2 separate regions of the Homo sapiens genome follow, and region 1 is linked to region 2. A link is a loop called in an ENCODE intact Hi-C map of the cell type or tissue named here. Cell type or tissue: psoas muscle. All regions are shown on one strand. Links, peaks and the distances in the headings refer to the core of each region. The heading gives the core; the rest is flanking DNA.

Region 1 (2,915 bases), core at 295-2,794, 57 kb before region 2:
TAGTTCTTGGGTATATAATTAAACAGAGATTTTCCTTCCTGAAGGAACAAAAAGAGGCCAAGGACAGCCTAATTGAAACCTCAGGATTGCTTCTCCAAGAGTGGCCTGAGCAAGTGGGCCGAGGTAGATTTGCAACTCTGGCTGGTGGGGTGGCCCGAGCCAGGGGGGCCCACGTTCGGCTGCTGACGGCGGTCCACAGGAGGGGAGGGTCTGTTGGGCGGGGGAGCCTCTCTCTGCCTTGCTTCCTTTTAGGGTGAGCCTTTGGTTCTCCTGTCCCAAACCGAGGGGGGCCACGTGGGAGCCGGCAGCACACACTGGCCACCACTGACCGCTCCTGCTGTCCTGGCACTTCCGCCCCCTCCCAAAACGGCAGCCCACAGTGACTGGTCGCAAGTGCCATCAGAAATGTGCGCCGCTTACGAGGCTGTCAACCAGGCTGGTTCTTCCAAAGTCGTCCATTACCAGATAAGTGAAGGTAAAATAGTGATGCTTTATTAATTGCAGGTATGGCACGGGTTTTTATACCTGTTTATATACACTTGCTCCGGAGCGGAAGGACTTTCTCATCTCTCCTTGCCTCTCCCCCACCCCCAGAAGAGAATTTCAACTTTAAGACAAACAACTTCATTTACAAGTGTGTCTCTAATTAGCTGCAGAATTAGGAAAGCTGAGCTTTCCCCCATAGATCCGCTCAACCCTCGAGGGAGACTGGTGGAATAGAGAGAATCGCATTTCCAATTATTTTGTTGAATTGCTAATTTAGTTATTGTGCCTGGTGTAATTGTGATGGGTATTGGGTATGCAATTCAATTTGTTTTAAATATTTGTGGGAAGGCTGATCAGTAATGGAGCTGACCTATTTTGTGGCCCAAATTGAGAAAAAAAAAAAAGACTAAAACACAACAGCCACAAAGATACAGTTTGTTTCCATTTTTATTTTGATCTCTCTCATCCCTCTTAAGATCATTGATGCAACAAAAGGATTAAATTAAAAGATGACAGCACTTTGATCTTCTCCCTTTGAAAGCTTAACTGTCCTTGGTAGTTTAATATGCAGATATTTTAGGGTAGAGTCTAGATGCATTGCTGGAGTTGAGTAGTTTCTGCCTCCTAAAATTGCATTTCTGCATGTGCCTAAAAGTGATTTGGGGTACTCAACTTTCTAATAGTGTGTAAAGTAGTGGAGGTGTATCTGTAACAAATAACGCAAAGCCGTGAGAGCCACAAGTTCGCCACTCCTACTGGGCAGAAGTCCATTCCAGAGTCCCGGAACCTTCCCTCCAGGCAGCACCACGTGCAGAGGTTGGTGGCCAGGAACCCCACCCCGGGTGTTTGCATAAAGCTCACCCATTGGGAGCCCTGCTCCTGGTTGATTTGAGCCTGTGCAGGTGAGAGGAGGGCTAGGTGACAAGTTCCCTCATGGCTGGCGGTGACTCTGTGGAGCTAGCTCCTTGAGGGCCAAGCTCCAATGTCCCTCTTCAGCCAGAGTCTGGACCGGGAGGTATGGGCCAGGGAAAATCTGTGATGTAATCTTGTTTACATGCCTATTGGATGCTGAGTCATAAACACAGTCTGGGCCTGGGCCAGGGCTGTGGCTTGAAATCAGAGCTCTGCTGGGACCTGAGGTCACAGAAATAGATTGCAGGAGTTGAGCCTTGGGCACGTACGACCGAGGTTGCTTACAGGTGACTGGAAGCCCTCACCTTCCACAGCATCCCGCCGGGCCCGCCAGGCGTCCTCAGACACAGGCTAACTAGGGCTTGGTTGGGCAAGATCAGAGGGTGGCGGACCAGAGCAGATTTTGAGAAAAGGTTATAATAAAATGGGTCATAGATGCGGCTGTTGTAATGAATTTGATCCTAAAGGATTCGTTTTGTAACTCGATTAGCTTAGCAAGGTGCCAGGGTCAATTTCCGTGCTTAGCTGCTAAAGAGAAGTTTAAACTTCATTACTCTTACGTGAGAGCTCACCGGGACCAACTGGAGGAACTCAGCCCCAGGTGGATCCCTTTTAACAAGCTGTTCTGGAGGAGCTGGGCGAGGACAGCTGATGGCCGCAGCTGCTGATCCTGAGGAGGGGCTGGGTCCCGTGTGAGGACAGATAGGAGGGTGACCATTGAACCAGCCAGGCTGGAGCTGAAAAGAAACTGGCAAGCAGCTAGAGCAGCTGGGGATGGAAGGAGGAGGAGGCGTTTGTGGAAACAGCTGCAGGGCAGGAGGGCAGGCTGCGGGGTAAGGTCTGTGTAGCCTCTACCCCGTGATGGTGGTGGTTGTTATTATTTGAGACAGTCTCGCTCCGTCACCCAGGCTGGAGTGCAGTGGTATGATTTCTGCTCACTGCAACCTCCACCTCCCTAGTTCAAGCGATTCTCCTGCCTCAACCTCCTGAGAAGCCAGGATTACAGGTGTACGCCACCACGCCCAGCTAATTTTTGTATTTTTAGTAGAGACAGAGTTTTGCCATGTTGCCCAGGCTGGTCTCCAACTCCTGACCTCAGGTGATCCACCCGCTTTGGCCTCCCAAAGTGCTGAGATTATAGGCATGAGCCACCATGCCCAGTCTCCATTTTTTTTCTACAGTGTTGTTATTGAGGTAGAATTTACATACCATAAAACTCACCTGTTGTAAATGTACAATTCCATGGTTTTTGCTACATCTGTGGAGTTGTGCTGCCACTAACACGGCCCATGTTTAGGACATTCTTATCACCCCACAAGTTCCTCTAGCTTTGCCGGAACTCCCTGCTCCCAGCCCCAGGTAATTTGCCTTCTTTTCTGAACATTTCATTTAAAAAGAATCATACAATCTGGAGTGTTTGTGTCTGGCTTCTTTCGCTTGGCATGAGGTGTTTATATCTTTATTGTAGCATATATCAGTACATTCCTTTTGATTGCTGACTAGTCTTCCATTGTGTA
Region 2 (2,915 bases), core at 280-2,779:
TCAGAGAGCAAGACAAAGTACAGGGTGAGTCTTTACTCTGGAAAATGTGATGCAGTCTTCATTCTCACTGTTGCATTCCTTGGGGTTGGGGCTGGGATGGGTTATAGTCTCTCATTTCTCACAGCATCTCCATAACAAACTTTTCCATGACAGATGGCCTTTGGTTGTTAAATTGGCTAGTGAAAATGGATTCCTGTCATCACAAGAGGGCTGACAAGGGCCTGAGTGGAGACCACCCACCCCCTTGTCACTTGCCTGCACTGAATCAGAATCAAAAGCCCTCTAGACAACCAGACAACGAGCAGGAGATACACAGGAGGGTTTAGAAATATTTCTGTTCACAATGATTAACAATCCAACTGGAAACTTGTAATTGCAAAAGCCACCCTAAATCGGTAACTTATAACTTATATATTAGGGCCCATGTGACCTAATAAAGAACATCTTTATCCAAGTATTACAGTTATTTATTGAACTTGAAAACAGCTCAGAACAACTTCTGTTTTCTATTATACTTCATATAAATTTTATCAGGCTAGCACATGAAGATGCTACATCTTGTTTTATAGTGTGTCCCTGGACAAGGTGCCATGGAATAATAAAAGACAATTTACAGCCAATAGCACACATATTCCAAACATACATACCAAAGATGAGTTTTGGCAGCACTTACAGTAACAATCCCAGACGAATACATTTATATTTATTTCTTGAAATGCCATTGCTTTTGAAAGAAGCTAGAGCTCCATTTGTGTTTTATATACTTGTGAGTATGTGTATACGTTTGGAGTAAGAAGCCCAGAACTCGTCAGATAGAAAGAAAGGAGGAAGTCAGAGTGAGTGTTGCAATAAACAATGACAGAGCTAACCAAAGCCAAGCTTGACTGATCTTGGTCGCAAAGCAATCCCTATTCTTCTAATCATAAGTGTAAAGTATTTTTCTCTTATTTCCCATGGGAGGATCTTAAAGAACTTAACAAAGGTTTGGCTTTCTGAGACTTAAAATCTGTCATGTTTTTTCACAGACAGGAAAATTGAAGCAGAATAGATGAGACAAATCTCAAAAAAGTTGGTCTTAGTGTGCCGTGAGGAATCTAACAAGCTGATACAGGAGTCGAGTATCAGGGTTCTCGCTCCAGTGTATCTCCTACTTCCAAGCTCCCCACTGGGAATTTTACCAGGCACAGAGAATACTTCTCACTGGGACTGAGAAGCCTGGGGTGAGATAAAAGACCTGAGACTTTAAAGAAAACAGACAGGTAGGCTCTGGGACATTCAGTCTGAGCTGACTCCAGGCCAGAATCCTATTCAGAGTCACAGAGGAAGACCCTGTCTGTGGGATTTGCCCTCTGATGGCTTCTTGTCACAGGCAGCATGGAGGCGTGCTGACCTGCTGTACTGAGAGAACCACAGAGCCTAGAATTATTTTCAAGGCTAGAATCTAAATCTCAACCCAATGTGGCATGTTTGAGAATCTTGAGCAGGTGCCACTTTTCACCAAGATAAGGAAAACTGATTGCCCCCAGAGGAAGGTGAGCTCCAGATGCGGTCCCTCAGCAGCATGTCTCTGCAGTGCAGAAGTAGATTAAGATCAGTCGTGGCAGGTGCTCGTTATAGCTCGTTATAGCAAGCACTACAGATTATTTTGCACAGAGCTTGCTGTTGAGTGAAGCACTTCTTAGAGTAGGTATTAAAATTTAATAGAAACTTCAATTTCCCACTTCAAAAATATAGGTATCTTGGCAACCTATTTCAGCTTATTTTACTCCTGTTTCAGGTAAACTTTTTTTTTTTGGCAATTCACATCTGATTATAATCCAATATAGTACATTTGTCACTTAAATAATCTCGGTGCCACGAAGAACCTCTTTCCAGTTACATAGAAAAGCAGATGAGTCTCTGAATCACTTGTCACCTATTCCTGAAAGAAAATTGTCTTTGGGAGAGGGAAAGTCATTGGTGGGCTCTGGCTATTGTAGTTGGGCTTTACAGCTCCCAAAGTGTTTTTCCTGAAACATTATAAAAAGGAAGTGTTGTCAAAATTAGCCTTCAGATTAAACGCATCATTGGAGTGACACACAAAATGGCAACTGAGAACCAGCACTCCAATTATTTTGCCTTGGGCATGGCTATAATCCAATATTCTCAGACAGTTCAGACAAAGAGAACATTATTGGTATATATCTATAGAGCCATGGCTCTTTCTTTCTTATTTTTAGTTGGGAGGAAAAAGAGCTGCCAAAACAAAAGAGCTCTTACCTGGCTCTACCAACCACCACAGTCTGTGCCCAGGGCTGCATAATCTCTGAGAAAGATCCATAGTCAAAAAAGCCACTCAACCACTGACCTTTTTGGGCTACAGAAGGGAAAGAAAGAAAACAGAGAATAAGGACAGTGAATCCATTGACAATGTGCTGGAACTGACGAATTTAAGGTGGTTTGGGGGATTATTTTGGGGAGTTTGTTGTTTTTAACCAAATTATAATAGATGGAAGCATTAGGCAGCTGAATGTTCATCTGCCTTCAGACATCATCTCCTATTTCATTTGCTAGTCTGCATAAAAAGAATCATTTATCAGCAAAAGCATCATTTATTGTTAAATGACAAGGTTTAGCTAGCAGAGAGAGTTTGCATGCTTTTAAATAAATAACTTGACTTTCTTCAAGACACTACAAACATTTGTCAAAAGGCTGCCAAGTCATTAAAGATATTTTCAAAATGTCTATTTCTATTTTAAAACTTGCCTTACAATTTTGTTTGATTCCACTGACTTTCTTTTAACTGAAGGCTAAAAACAACCAAACAATAAGTATTAATGATCAGATAAGGATCCAAATTTGGAGGGAAAAATAGGAACTCAGTTTCTCCGCTACAAAAGCAACAAGATATATCTACTTTATTAAACAGCTGATAA

What was found. Peaks named below come from ENCODE experiments on the same cell type or tissue, not always from the same donor. Only the 100,000 strongest peaks of a DNase experiment are listed, where the experiment ranks them.
Region 1: a loop joins it to region 2, with 4 times the contacts of the local background. A loop is called at or near these places in 3 of 110 quality-filtered maps.

Annotation. Positions count from the first base shown.
Region 1 is chr17:37,066,340-37,069,254 of GRCh38, forward strand. No RefSeq gene overlaps it. Among named protein-coding and RNA genes, the nearest start is that of MIR2909, 34 kb to the left of the region's middle. In psoas muscle, for the core only: no CTCF peak of the experiment used is centred there; a DNase peak (open chromatin) is centred at 1,592; H3K27ac peaks cover 1,100 bases.
Region 2 is chr17:37,123,439-37,126,353 of GRCh38, forward strand. It overlaps ACACA (acetyl-CoA carboxylase alpha), which reads right to left. Exons shown (of 56, transcript NM_198834.3): 48 at 2,260-2,356. Among named protein-coding and RNA genes, the nearest start is that of MIR2909, 91 kb to the left of the region's middle. In psoas muscle, for the core only: no CTCF peak of the experiment used is centred there; no DNase peak of the experiment used is centred there.